2 separate regions of the Homo sapiens genome follow, and region 2 is linked to region 1. The links are chromatin loops, found by intact Hi-C in ENCODE. Cell type or tissue: endothelial cell of umbilical vein. All regions are shown on one strand.

Region 1 (8,000 bases):
AGCTCTTAGAACAAATGGAAATTTATCCAAATAAAAATCAAATGATAAATGCCCAGAGAATATTCTTTCTTTGGAATTCGTTCAATTCTTTAATTTAACCAGCTGGAATAAATTTTCAAGTAGCATTCTGCTCAGCCTTTTGAAATGAAGGACTTTTCTGTTAATTGGAAAGTTATATTCCATCAAAGATGAAGACAGTGATCTTGCCTTAGTGATTCTTAGAAAAAATAAAAGGCATTTGGTGAATATTTATCATATACTGATTCCAGAACATGTATTTTAAGCACAAATGAATGAGCTGTGGGCCTACACATTTAACTAAAGAAAAATAGGGAAAATTCAAATACAAGTTTTATTTTAAACTCTACATAAAAGCTAACTTTCACTATGCTCAGTCATGAGAGGAATATGTAAAGAGAAAATAGAAATAGAAACCATTAATTTTGAGAATGAAAGATGGATAATACAGCTGTGGTTCCTGATTTTCTGAAGCAAATGAATTAGATAAGTCAACACATTTAAGTGTTCTTTACTGTGTTACTGGAATATGTGTTATTGGGGCTGGGGAAACATGAGAGTCAACTCAAAAAGATCTACAGCAAGAAAATAAAAATTTACTGGGAAAAAATTATTTTGAAAATTCATATTTTTAAAGCAATCTGTACCATAGGCAGTACTTTAAACTTAGTCATTGATTATAGATATATTAAATAACATTGTTACATTTAAATTTTAAATTGGCACGTTAGGCAAACTAATTTATCGCAAATAATGTGAAAAGTTGTTTAAAAATTAATGATAGTCAAGTACTAAAGAAATAATTTTTCCAGATGTCTTAAAGGAATCACTGGATAGATGGTCTGAATTATAATTGTGTATTCTGATTTAAAATAATTTTATAGGAAGACTTCTAGGTAATACTATTTATGTACTTTCAGTCTGGCAATGTGTGTATAACAGAAATTTTTCAAAGAGGCTGTTCCACTTTTTTAAATATTTAAATTGCTGAGAGAACTTTTTAAAGGGTAATATGAAATAAATATTTAATAAGTTCCATAGACTCACGCATATTCTCCAGCTTGAGATGGAAGATGGTGGTTGAAGCAGCAGGGGGCGCCAGCGGGCATGGTGGTGAGATGGGGACAGGGTAGAGTACGAGTGTTACAAAAAAAAGATGAACACATCAATTCGTTTTTGAGATAGTCACTAATATTTTGAGAGGACTAGGTCCAAATTGAAAATTTGGGATAGAACACGACAATGTTGTTAGGCAGGCTTTAATGGTCTTTGAAATATTAGTGTTAGGACGCCCCACTGACTAAATTTCTGAAGATAGGTAATAAAATTCCCATATTATAAGCTCATAAACATTATATAAAACAACCAAAGTATCCTATTCAGGGTCATTTTTTTAAGGGAACAATAATATTCATCCAACAAGCTAGTCATGAATTTCACGGCAAAAGTAATGAATAATATTTGACGGTGCTTAATAGATGAAATTTGCCAACATACCCTTTGATAACAAGTAAGAATGAGAATAAATTTATATGCTTATTTAATAGATACAATTATTTAAAACCCAAGATCTAATTCAAAATGTGTTATGCAAACATGCTTAGATCAAGAAATTGTCTACATGTAAGTCAATGTATCTGATTTACTTTCCAAGAGTTTTATGATCTATCCTAAGGTGATAGATAGGATTTCAAAGTCAAGATAACAACTTCTGCTCTGAAGAAAAAATTACTTATTGTAAATGAACTTTTAACCAAAAAGCAGTTGATACAAGAGAAATAAACCCATACAAAAGAATGCAAAATCTAAAATATTTAATATAAATTATAATACCCTGCTAGCTTTTAAAATATTATACAATAAAATACAGAATATCCTTTACTTTTATAATGAGTAAAATTCGTAAACATTGCCAATATTTTTAAAAATCTTTGGGTACTTTCTCCCCTGATCACTTTTAACTGTTCTTTTAACATAGAACAGGAAGGCATCCTAGTATGCAATACCCAGTGCCTTTAATAGTTTCTTTTGGACTCCAGCTAATGGCCCTTTTAAATGGAAGCAAGGATTCCAGGCTGGGGTTCCAGGCAGCAGAAGCAATGAGGTGGAATGGAGTTAGCTTGAATGAAAGGGTTATGGAAACCTCTGTCACGACATTGAGCCAACATTCAAAATTTCAGATTCTGAGTCTTTAGTGGATAATAAAATTATTTAAACAACAGAGAAAAAAATTTGTAAAGGCCTATTGGCAATGGTCCATTTGTAAGGAAGGTATTTAATTAGGCAAAAGAGAGTTTATTATGCTTAAAGCAGACTATGAAAATACACATTCTAAAAAGTTGTGATTACTGATATTTATGATGTCTGCTATAAGGTGAAATGATTTATAATAGGACTGCATTCAAACCTCAAGTAGCATTTTAAAATTTTAAAGCTATATAATTTTTCTTTCTCTTTTTTAGTATTAAGTATAACAAAATATGAAAATATGTGATAATTTCATTAAAGCTTCAAAAATGTAACAGTAGTAGTCTAATGGAAAATTATTTCTAAATTAGATATAAATGATGTATAATTTTCAAGTTACATATATATATATATATATCATACCTCTATATGTTGGGGGAGTGGAAATACTAAAATATAGGCTTGTAGCAAAAATAAAAAGAAAGAGAATAGAGAATGAGATAGTGCTGAATGGTGCTGACTCAAAAAGTTTATTCCAAATGCTATTAAGTTCTGAGTTAATTTCTGATAAGCAGCTTTTCCTTGCCCAGCAAATTCAAATTTCAAGAGATTAAGAAAGTACACTCCAAATCTTGATTTTTATAAAACTCCTCTCTTTTAAACAGTTAGTCCACAGCTGGGCTCTTTCCTTGCCTCAGTAGCTGAAGTGACATAAACAAGGATGGCATGTCACATTGTGCTCTATTGAGAAATAATGTGGAGGCAGAAGGGTGCTGTGGTTAGGAACCCTCCTTATCCTCATCTGTAGAACAGGGGTTGAATAGAGCTTCTAGGCACCGTACTCTTACTTAGAAGTTGGCCTGGTACATATTAAAAGTAATGGCACAAACCACAATTATTTTGCACCAACCTAATAAAAGTGTGTGTTGAATTGTAGTTATAATTATTCTTACTATTTTTAAAAACAAACTATCCAGGTCATCTTCACCTTGATCTGCAGCAGGGTCCTAATTGGGAGCTGAGAACACAGAGAGGAGAAATGTAAATAGTCCAGCCTAGGAAGAGGTTAGGAGAGTGAGGAAGGTTTCCCTGAAGGCCAGATAATTCAACAGTAAGTCTGAGTTAGGGCAAGGGATCTAGAAACTGCATTCTAGATAAATGTATCCAATATATGGGATCAGTAAACATTATGGTGGGACAAGTGCAGGGGTGACTAAAAAGACAAGTGTGAGGCCAGCAAAGTAGATAAGTAAGCAGGGGTCATATCACAGTGGACAAGGACCCTGAGGGCCATGTTAAGAAGCTTGGGTTTATCTGCTTTCATTTCCTAAAGTTTATACTCAGTGCCTTCCAATCATTATGTTCTTGTTTCTAAATTCCCAAAACAGCATGATACAAATAGAGTGCCTCTCTTAAACTGGTCCTTTGAAATTGATGATAAAATGTTATTTCAATCTCAGTATATTTTAATGGTCAGAGCTATCTTTGTAAAAGTGGGCTCAAAGTAATATCCCAAATTAATAGCATTTAGTAGAGTATGTAATGATGTATCAAATTATTTTTCTTTGAATAATTAATCAGAAGCATCTTGAAAATTAAATAGAAAAGGCAATAGAATTCGTGTGTAACCTACCGCATAGGTAAATCAGGTAGCTTTAAATTTCAGTGTGGAGAAATTGTGTGCTTATTTATCAAAAAGCAAAAGACATTCATTCTTTGATATTTTTACTATATTTGTTGTAAATTCCTAGGTTAAATTTAGAGCAAGAAGAAGTTTTCTATTTTATTAAAACAAACAAAAGACATTTCTCAATTTACTTGATAATAATATAGGCCTGTAAATATGTATCTACACAATACATTATAATTGCCCCCACAAAAGAAAAAAGTCATACTATAGCAATTCCTCTTCCTTGCAAATTTTCCCAGTGATATTTTAATTTAAAATAACAGGCCGGGCACAGTGGCTCACACCTGTAATCCCAGCACTTTGGGAGGCCAAGGCAAGCAAATCACCTGATATCAGGAGTTCAAGACCAGCCTGACCGACATGGTAAAACCAAACCCCATCTCTACTAAAAATACAAAATTAGCCAGGCACGGTGGCACGCACCTGTACTTCCAGCTACTCGGGAGGCTGAGGCAGGAGAATCACTTGAACCTGGGAGGCAGAGGTTGCAGTGAGCCAGGACTGCGCCATTGCAGTACAGCATGGGCAAAAAGAGCAAAACTCCGTCTCAAAAACAAAAAACAAAAAAGAAAAAAGAACAAAAGCTGGAATTTTCATTCTCTATACATAATAATCAGGTCCAATTCCAGATTCAAAAATAATAAGATCAACCCCTTTTTCACACTGTGAGTGCTTTATAGAAGGCATAAAGCCATGGGCTTCCAGTTGAATTTCATTCCACACCAAATAAAAAGAAAAGAAAAATGTAATACTTATTTAATTGGTTTGAGTCATATAATTCGTGATATTTAGTCCTCAGTCTGTAATGTGGAATACATTTTTAGCATTTGGGTAAAAATTATAACCTAGTTTGTCTTGGGAAGTGAACTACTTACAGCTCAATGGCTCCCCTTAGTGACACTTCGCAAGAAATTCACAAAGCAGCAGCTTTTATGAAGACCTATAGACAGATTTTATCCAAACATCAAGAAAATAGCTGCTATTCATAATTTAAGTGGTTCTCAATAAGTGAATTACAGTTGTGATTCTAGGGAAAGCAACTCTTTTTTTCATAACCTCATTATGTTTAAAGGATATTGAACGTGTTCTATGGTTTGCATTTTCACTTGGAATTTAAATATATACAAGTTAGGAAGAATAATTCAGGATCACTCTCTTTGTCATTTTTTACATGTTTATTTTTTCTAGTTCATATATGCACTTGAACAGGTTTTAAAAAGATAACCTGCAATTAATTTAATTTATATCTGGGTGCCTATTCCAAATTTATCTATTAAGAAAACTTGCCTTAAAATTAGTAGCTACAGTAAGTCAAAAACGTATTTGATATTCATTAGGAAAAATGAAAGAAACAAAGGAGCAACCATGCAATTTGAAGTAAGTTTTGAGAGTATATATTTGAAGAAATTGGGTCTTCTGTTGCTCTGCAGCTTTGGCTTTTAAATGTGGTTGCACATCAAAATAAACTGGGGGGGAGGGGTGTGAACTTGTTGTTGACTACAGGTTCTTGGGCCCCTCATAAGAACCACTGAATCATAATCTCCAAGGGTGGGATCTAGGAATCTGTATTTTTATATGTTTTGGAACATTGTCTGCAGAAGGCCATAGGAAATGTTTATGTAAAAGACTGTATGTGTTTATACTAACAGAAAATAATTTCAGAATCTTAAAAATAACAATTATCAATTCAATTATGTGATACTACTATGCAACAAAATCTTAAATATGGCTTTTTGGTCTACATGGAGATTTTAGCTACTCTTTCAAAAATTAAGGCTCAAAAATACCAACCACTGACTACATTCCCTCTACAGCATCTTATTACTTACAGCAATTTTCTGAAATAGGAAATAAGGTCAACATGTAAGAATAGCCTATTGGCCTTTTCTAAACTCATCACAGAAACATCCAAACTCTGGCCTGCTATCTGAATTCAATACTTGCCCTTCTCTAGTTTTCAGTACACTGGTCCTCAGGACAAACTCCCAACATGGCAATTGAAGCCCGTATATCTTTCCAGCTTCTATGGGTAATATTCTATATATAGACTCTGATCAAACCAAGGAAGTTGACTTTCAATGCCCCAGATTCACCATGTCCTTGCATGCCTTAGTGCATGTTCACTGCCTGGCATGCACTTCTTCCCTCATCAGCCTAGCAAACTCTCAGTCATTCTTTTAGGCTCACCTCAAACATCATTACATCAGGGGAATTATTTTCAGTCTCTGAAATCATTTTCAGTCTCTCTTCATGGAGTTCAATGCTTTCCCACTGTACCCCCAACAGGACCTTGTACACACCTCTATTTTAGCATTAACATGTGACTATAATTATTGGCAGTCTCCATATCTAACTTATATCCCCAGGTTTTATCACACATTTTTGGCACAGAGTAGGGGCTTTGTTCATGTTTGTGCAAGGGGTTAATAATATTAGTTTTCATTTGTCCCATGAGTAACATATGCCAGTCACCATGCTAAATGCTCTACCAGCATCTCATTTAATCCTTATGAAGTTTAGCAAGAAGTAAGGATTATTCACATTTTAAATATATCAGAGAGTTAATCCTGAGAAATATCAACAACTTGCCAGAGTTCACACAACTAGTTGGTGGCAGACCTAGAATTTGAAAACAGCATTTTTCTGGCCCTAAGGACAGTGTACTTAAATGTTACACCATAGTGCTTCTCTGCAAGGGCTCAGATTGTACTTGACTGCTAATAGCAAATTCTCTTTGATGTTTTCTACCCAAACACCCTCATAGGTAGAACATCAAGGGGAGATGAACGCTGTTTTAATCACTAGAATGTTCCAAAACCCAGTTCAGGCAGGTACGTGCGTGTACACATGCACACAAACATGAATATTCAGTGAATGGCAAAGCACACGTGTGTGTGTATATATATATGTGTGTGTATATATGTCAGATTGTCATAACTGGAATGCTTAGTTTGCAAAATTGCCAAAAAAGCCTGAAAAAAATATTAACCACATCAATGAAAAGTCACCAGAATAAAAAAGGAAGTCCCCTTTAATGAAAACCTTACAAAATTATCCCAAATTACACGTGATTTTTAATGGACTACAGCCACTCTTGTGTATTTCTATTTTATTTCTTACACAAGCAGAAAATATATTTATGCAAAGGGTAGTTAGCATTTCCAACCACTAACACATGGCCTGTAAAAAAATAACAACCTCATTCTTCTGTTGTGCAATAGCCCTCTGTTGAGCAGCAATAATGTACAATGTGTTAGTTTCCTGTTACTTTACTAGAGCCTTCCCTTTCACTCACTGCCCAGACTAGTTATTCCTTGGACATAAAGTTATAATACCGAGTTTCAATCTACTTCCAAAAATGTTTAGGCCTGTCTTAAGAAATAATCATATCAGTTTGCTAATAAGCAGAAATGCACTGCCAGTTGAGGATGTTGTCACAAGTGGCTAAAAAACATATAAATCAATCTGTGACCAAGGAAGAAACAATACATTTCTTATGTGTCCAAAACATTATGGTTGGGATCACAGCTGTAAGATGTTGGACCGTCATCAAGAGAACAATGTCAAACACTGAACTTCTGGATGATTTCCATAAAAATAACATTTTGCTTGGGGTCAGTAGTTTTTATGGAACTTTGGAATGGTTTTTGCTGACAATTTTTTCGAGTTGAACTCAAACACCTCCAAAATGCTCCTCAATATGGAAATATTATGTAATCCAACCTTTGCAGCCATCTCCTTGTGAAAACTAAGCACATAGCATGAAAACTAGTATTTTTCTCTGTTTGTACAGTTTTATAAAATTTAAATTATGCTACATATTCAGAAAGGGAAACTTACTCTTCAGTTTTCCCTGTTTGGTTATTATATTCAAGTCAGCACATCAAATGTGTACTCATTAAATCCAGCATGGAAAGAAGGCCCTGATCCCTTCTGTAGAAATCTTATCAACCCAGCAAAATTCTTTTAAGTGAAAAGAATAATGGAATCGAGTAATCAGAATATAAGTAGTTCAGTTTAGGCATAATAGTTGCCTCTAATGTTGTTTGTTCCTCTCTGTATGTCCAAAACAATTTGCTTCACCCTTGAATGAATTCTGATTTTT
Region 2 (8,000 bases), 530 kb before region 1:
TGAATTGTTTGCACAACTCAAGACTTTTCCTCCAGGTCTTTGTTGTAGTAGAGAAATTTAAGTATTTTGTATCTTTTACCACACTGACTTTCTCACATCAAGTATTCAAAATTGCAACCACATTAAGGGAGAAGTTTGGAAATGTTCCTATTAGAAGGCAATCACAATAGTTTCCAGTAACCACTAGACTTCTTGTGATTATGATTTTAATATAGTAACAAAGCCCTCCTTCCCAAATGGGTGAAAGATACACATTCTTCTAATAGTTTAAGTCATGTTTGGAGATAAAAGATGAAGACTAGGAACTCCAGACCTCTGGAAGATTTTAGAGTAGCCATAATTAATGATATAGAATATGTTAGTCTATGAGTGCTTCATAATATGCAATATGTGAGGCTGGAGGTTGTATGCCTTGCTTATTATTTTATGGAGTCTCAATAAATTTTTCTTTAATTTACTGATTTTAGATTAAAAAATTGACTTCTAATTTTTCCAATCATCCATTCACTCATTCAGTTAACTTCTCAACAAACACTTAAGAAGAACTAATCATGTCACAGGTTCTGTGCACAGTGCAGGGTATACAACCGTTAATTAAAGTAGACATTTTTCCATTCTTATGAGATTTACAGCTTTTACTTACTTTGCTTCTCTCACACAATACACTTAATTTTCTAGGCTGGAGCATGGGTTAGAGACATTCTGGGGATTAGAACTAACCTAGTCATAAGATTTCTAGGTTCTTCCTAAATTTTAATGCACATTGGAGTTTCATGTATTTTTTAGAATATAATAAATTGATTGATGATCCCTACAATTTCTCTCAAGATTCCAGTGTTTATCTTGTTGAGAATGACAGTGACCTAATATGTATTGACTTTTTGATGACCCTTACAACAATACTACCTTGTTTCAAATTTATATCCCTGGGAATTTCCAAGAACCATGGTGTGTGTCTATATGTATGTGTGTCTATGTGTAGGAAGAAGACAGGTGGTAAGGAGATAAGAGAGATGGGCAGAGATGATTAGGAACAATGCATATAACTTTATATAAAATTTTGATCCTACTATTCTCCTTACTTATTCTGCAACATACTATAGGATATTAAAAATGGAAGATCTGTGTGACACTCAATACCTTTATGTAACTCAGGTGTCATATGACTAAAAAAAGGACTTCTCAAACTACATTTAGTAAATGGGATTTATTGTAAAATAAAACCAGGAAACATCATGCAATTCAAATGGAAGAAAATGGAGCTAGGTCTATACAGTTTCTGTAATGAGGGATTGTTATGTTGTTCAAGAACTGAGGACACTCATATCTTGATCACTCTTCCTCTGAGGTCACATGAGTCTTGATTTTTATGGGTCTATAACCTTCTATGCCTGGCACCCACTAGTAACTTAATGTAATTTCTGTGTACTACATCCATAAAGTAGTGGAAAGAATATGGTTATGTCAGCTTATGTCATGTACACTCCACAGATTAATTCAGATAACTGGGCATTGAGATGACCAGAGGTATTTCAATAACCATTTAGTGAAGGTTTATATCAGATTCTCCAACAAAGGGTTTGTAAAGGACATCAGTGCCAAATTTAAATATTTATCTTTCAACATGCAAACAACTCTTTTAAAACAAGAGACAATACAGACTAATTCACCACTGAAAGATAAATTGAAAATCAGGACTTTCTTACAAAGATATTCATTGTAAATTCATTTGAGTCGATGCCAGAAAAGATTCTAATTTAGTGGAATTAACCTGCTTGTTTGTTTACTTTTCCACAGTGCTCTGAGGTTTCTAAAATATGGGAGTTGTTGACAATAGTGTTCTTACATGTAATATAGATGGCCCATCCAATTTCTTATTAATTAAATTCTGCTATCATTTCCATTCCTAGCTAAATGAAATTATAACAATAGAAGGTTATGTTATGACAAGGTAGCGTAAAAGTTTAGAAATATATTTTGAGTACTCTTGACACCATTTTGATGTACAAAAGGAATTGCTAAAAGATTTGGACCACTTTATAATCTATATTAGGTTTCAGAACTTGCATGCAGACAAATACTCATTCAGTTTCAGAGAGAGAATTTAGAGCCAACAATAACTTTGAAATTTATTAAAAGTAGGTCACCTTCTTAATGGTGAAATGTTTGTGCTAAAAGGAGGAATAGTTCTCTTGACTAAATTTGTTAGGACTCAAAAGAGTGCAAAAAGGGTCATTGAAAAGGATAATTTATGGCACTCAAAATATTTGTGAATCCAAATATTGTCATTTTTTTTCTAAACAAGCAAGGATACTGATCAGTTAACAGCATTCATATAAATGAACTGTTAAGGTTGAAATGAACAGGAGCTATCTTGTGTTATTTACAATCAAGTTCTGTCTTAGAGACAATGGTAAATTATTAATAATGCTCATTAATCAATGAGCATATTAAAATAATTACATTCTCTGCATTTTTATTTACTGAATATTTCTAAATTTATTTTAAATTTATTACTCAACTTAATCTCTAACATTCCTCATTGACTATTTAGTCAATTGTGCTAATGTTCCACTTTCCAAAACAACATGCAAATGGAAGAAAGAATGAACTAATAGTCATTGTGCACTTGTTAAAATAAACCAGGCAATTTGCATAAGTAAGCATATTTAATACCTACAACACTACAGTACAGATATTATATTATTTACGGAAGAAAAAAATTGAACATCAGAGGAATTCAAGAAATTGTCCAGAATCAGGTAAGATAGCCAAAAATATCAGAACTGGTTGCTGATCAGTCTGTATATCTATAAAGTACATGCTTTAAAAAAAACACACTTCCTATATGCTATGCCAATTATTTCCTATTTCTTGTAATATCAAGTTAAATCTGCTCAGCCTAGCATTATGATGATCCATTATCTGGTGTCTCTTTACTTAATCAATCTTCTTTTCACTGCTGTCCAACACAAAGCCTGTTTTTCAGTCATCAATCTACTTCCACCTCCAGACCTTATTTTATCCACTCTGGAGTCAGAAGGCCCAACCCTCTTTCATATAAATCCAAACCTAAATTCTCCATGACAACCTCTCTCTTAGTTATAAATAAAATTCCCTGCCCTTTTTGTTTTTTCCTTATTTTCTGACTGCTGTTTTCTATGCCCTCTTTTACTGTGGTCTAACAATCACTTCTTCAGGCTGATCTGCCTGCTCTCCTTTCTTCTATGACGTCTTCTATAGCATTGATAGGGTGCTTCTATCTCTCACCAACTGCTTTGAAATGAGCTCCTTCTCTTCTAGATCTCGTATATACTACATAATTAGTTACCATATGGCCACAATATACATGCAATGCAGGGTGCAGAAGAGTAAGTAGAACTGACTTAGTACCTACTCTTATGAATATTTTAATTCTTTGAGGAAATGAAATATGCAGGTTGTTTATATATATGAAATAGAGAAAACATCCCTCATGAAGGCAGACTTTTATCTAAATGTGAAAATATAAGGAGAACTTTTTTGTTTTCCTTGTTAAACAAACATACACACACACACACATTATGGTACTTTATATGATAATGGATTATAGAAAGGAAAGAGGAAGGAGATGAAAAATCTTATACCTAGCAGAGTACATATTTTTCAAAAAGTTTCTTTCTTTTCACCAGTTCTGGTGGTGTTATATATTATCTTGCTATATGTGTCTGACATTAACTTAAGGTTCTGAAAAATGAGTATTTAATTAAACTACATCTAGTTTAGGGAAAATCTTGCCTGGTAACTTGAGGAAATTAAAGATTTTTAACCCTCATGTTCATAATAGGGATCCTACAAAAAGTCAGGGCCTGGGATCTCATGATTTCAATGACAAATTTAGGAATCATCAAATACTCTGTGGTTTCAGACACCATTCTTTTTCCCCAGTGAGTTACTACTTACATGGGGCAGTGTTAACTCATGTTTTCCTATATTTAGCTGCATTCCAAAGAATTTCATAAGCATTTCCCTGAGCTCACTTTCCCATCCTCAGAGTGATGGCATGAAGCAAGAGGGGATTTTTGATGAATATACTAATATTTTGCATCTTGGAATGTAGATTGGGGTATTTTCATAGAGGGGTTAAAAAAAGGATTAAGAATGGTGGGAATGAAAGTGATTTCTTCTGGGAATCCTCACTATTGCTGATCGTGTTCTCGCAGTGAATTAGTGATCTGTGTGCTGGGAGACACAGAAGTTTCTGTACTTGCATGCTTCTCTCTGTCCACCTTTTACTTTATCTGAACCTATATGCATCGATATCATATCATATTTTACCTTCCCATTCACAAAGGGCTGCTTTTCCTATCTGCCTGCAACAATTGGACTATGAATGAGATAAAAGTCACTAAAAGAAAGAAGGGGAAAGGAGCCAATTATTATTTTTTATAATCAATATCTTTTTCCTCACAATTGGGTCCGATGATATTAATTAGCTACTTGACCCAAAGATTCTTAAACTCAGGGTTCAACAACCTTGAAAAAAGAGCTAGTTTTCCTTGCTTCTGGTCTCCAGTATTCTGAGGATGTGCATGAACATGTGTCATCTTCAGGAGCAATGTGTGGGGTAGAGTCAGTGGAGCTCACAAGCCTCAGACAAATGAAGGTGTTTACCTACTAAAAACTTAACCACAGCATCTCTGTCTTCCATGAGGAGCCATTTTCCTAGTTATACACATCTAGTCTTTCTTTTCTTAGGTTTTAACTACTGTAGATCTGGGTGTAAGTCAAAACTGACCCCTACTTCTACACATGAAATGATGTCATCTAAATCAGGCCCAAAACAGAACTAATCAACTCCAATTGGAATTTGGTTCTAAATCCAATCTTTTACATTCTGCCATTGATATGCTTTTATATTCCTATATCATCTAGATGTAGGAGATTTGTGTGTATTCTGTCATTTATCTTTTCCAGTAGAATGTTTTATAGAACCCAAGGCACTTCTTCAGGTATTTGTCTGATTTCTATTTTTCCCAAATAATCATCTTTTAACAGAATTTAAAAGTCTGTGGAGTGAGGCTGTATCTTATACTTCTTTAAACTGCACTTCCCTAAATTAATACACTTTAAATTTAGTTTTGTTTGTTTAGTTTAGTTTTTACATCAGAGGAAGTCCATGCATTTTTATTGAATGAATGGAAAATTAATTGATGAACTAATTCTGAGTTGGAATGTTCAAGTAATAAACAACATAAGATGCATTTTTTGCCTTTTTTTGCCAAAAAAAAGCTCTGGTTATAATCTGATAACAATAAATTTCCTCTTATATGACTCATATTTCATGGGTAACTAATGAACCTAGGCACATAATAAGCATTTTGGACAACACAAGATTATATTAGATTCAGTCCTTGTCTTCCATGAGCTTTCAATCTAGTTGTGAGTTCCTGGAAAATACTTAATTTTGACACTAGAGAAATCTCATGCTAGAAATTTCTGCCAGTACCAATTAAAGATATTTTCTCTCAAGTTTCCTGAAGCCAAAGTATACAAGGTTTGCAAATTACGTGACTACAGCAATGAGATTGAGAGTAAACATTGCAAAGAAATCTCAAAATTACCAACCAAAGCATTTTTAAAAATCAAACATCTCTCCCTAGTGGCCCGAGGAGATATATCAGAAGTCAAAGGATAGAAAGCAGCATTCTTTACCTGACTCCATATATTTACTTGTCAGAACTGCTTAACCTTAGCTTTCCTGACAGCAAATGTGCTTGGACTGAAAAGGGAGAAATTATGTCAAAGCACTTCCCAAAGGCCAGGAAGTATTTGCTTTCCGAATGCAGGCGTCTTTGTATATCTGTGGCTAAAAGTGATGCTGAAGATATGCAGATTTGTAATTTCTAATTTTACAAAATACGACTTTGTTTTCGGTGCTAACAAGCAAGAAATTACTGACAGCATCAGATGCCTGGAACTTACTGGATCAATGAGATGGGACTTCCGGCTTTTCTGTTAGGCAAAGACCTGCTAAAGTTGAGCCATGGAAGCCCACCAAATCCATGAAACATTAACATTGCCACTACAGCTTCATCTCTGCTATAGAAAACATGTAAAGTATTTTTCATACAGTTCCTAAACTTGTGGTAAGGAATTAAGCCCAAAATGTCTTAGGAAGTCTTGGATTTTGATTTGCTGAGCATTAGGAATACACTTTCTTGTCTTCCTTCCATAGGTTTGTATTATGATTCTATTTTAAAAATTCATAGCTTTGTCTCTACTCACGTGTTCCCAGAAATGGTTAGATGTGTATAATATGTTCACAGTTCTTTCTTTAATCTGGGGGCTGCAGCGAACTAAAGGCAGAAGAAAGTAGGGTGAACACTGAACCAAGCAATAACTGGCCATCTGAATAATCCTTGCTGCTGGGGCCTAGTAAAGATAAATACTCATCTATCCAGCGCCTTCATTTCTGTAATGTCTCCCTGTCCAATTTAATAAATGCTTTCTTGCTGGTTTCTTGGCATCTCTTTGAATAAGGAATGTAAACTGAAAAGGCCTAGGAGACTAAAACTGGCACAAAACTCTATGATGAATAGTATCAGGAGACACAGAGGCTAGCTCAGTAGTCCCATATGCAGTGCCACAGTCTTTACCAGAGGGCAAATGGATTTGCTGCCTGGGACAAGGCAGTTGCATAATTTCCAGATTCATGAAAAAATAAGGGAAAAAATAAGAATAAAACCAGGTCCAATTTTATGCAAATAGAAGTATGAAGTCAGATATTTATAGAAATTATATTAAAGACAACAATTTAAAATCTTAATAAACAGAACCATCAGTATATATTTAATCCTTAGATATTGTAAAAGGAAAACATAATGTGGGTTTCTCTAAGAACACTTTGAAATTTCGGAAGAAACTGCCAGCAAAATTAGACTGAAACTATTATTTAGTTATCTCTATATTTATACTATGTCATAAACTATTACTGTTTAAATATCTTAAAAAGCCCTGGAAAATCATGTTAATTTTTCCAAGTTGAATATTACTAAAATAAGAAAACTTTCACTTGGTGCTATGGAGTCTGACTAGACTTCAGTTCAAATTTTATTCCCCAAAGAAGCCTTAAATTATATTTTTTAAGTTTCTATTTTTCTTTTCACATGTTGAAGAATTTTCCCAGGCTATTATGTTCAAGTCTTTGATTGTAATATGGAAGCCATGCTCCCAGATAATTGAAGTAAATATTAATTCAGATCCACCCAGTAGGTGTGTAGTTTTGGTGACTCACTATCTTTTAGGCCTCTAAAAAGGCAATCATAAAGTGTGTTGTGACAGATAAAAGTGAGCAATCAGAGGCAGCACTCATATTGGAATAGTTTACCATTAAGGCTCACTGGAAAACAGTAGTGTTGAATTTTGGGGCAGTATTCATAGACTAGGGTATGTTATTTACATTTGGGGGATTAAACTAAGGACATTCACTAGTAGTTGTTCAGTTTTTCTCCTTGCAAACTTTTGGTCTGAACAGAGGCAGCTCATCACACCTAGTTGTAAGAAAGGCCCAGTAAAAAATTGTTTCCAGTGCTAACAAGCAAGAAATTACTGACAGTATCAGATGCCTGGAACTTATTGGATCAATGAGATGGGACTTCGGGCTTTTCTGTTAGGCAAAGATCTGTTAAAGTTGAGCCATGGAAGCCCACCAAATTCATGAAACATTAACATTGCCACTACAGCTTCATCTCTGCTATAGAAAACATGTGAAGTATTTTTCATACAGTTCCTAACTTGTGGTAAGGAATTAAGCCCAAAATATCTTAGGAAGTCTTGCATTTTGATTTGCTAAGCATTAGGAATGCACTTTCTTGTCTTCCTTCCATAGATTTGCATCATGATTTTATTTTAAAAATTCATAGCTTTGTCTCTACTCACACGTTCCCAGAAATAGTTAGATGTATACAATATGTTCACAGTCCTTTCTTTAATCTGGGGACTGCAGCGAACTAAAGGCA

What was found. Hi-C counts contacts between places; a loop is a spot of excess contacts. Peaks named below come from ENCODE experiments on the same cell type or tissue, not always from the same donor. Only the 100,000 strongest peaks of a DNase experiment are listed, where the experiment ranks them.
Region 2: it touches region 1 in a loop (3-fold over the local background); 2 of 110 quality-filtered maps call a loop at or near these places.

The regions. Positions count from the first base shown.
Region 1 is chr6:127,185,985-127,193,984 of GRCh38, forward strand. All of the region lies in intron 4 of RSPO3 (R-spondin 3), which reads left to right. The region is part of intron 1 of LOC105377989 (a long non-coding RNA gene); the gene reads right to left. Among named protein-coding and RNA genes, the nearest start is that of RSPO3, 71 kb to the left of the region's middle. In endothelial cell of umbilical vein, CTCF peaks have their summits at 1,109 (motif pointing right) and 4,787; DNase peaks (open chromatin) are centred at 4,777 and 7,317.
Region 2 is chr6:126,657,916-126,665,915 of GRCh38, forward strand. LOC105377992 (a long non-coding RNA gene) reads left to right here and starts at 2,460. Exons shown (of 5, transcript XR_001743836.2): 1 at 2,460-3,371. In endothelial cell of umbilical vein, no CTCF peak of the experiment used is centred here; no DNase peak of the experiment used is centred here.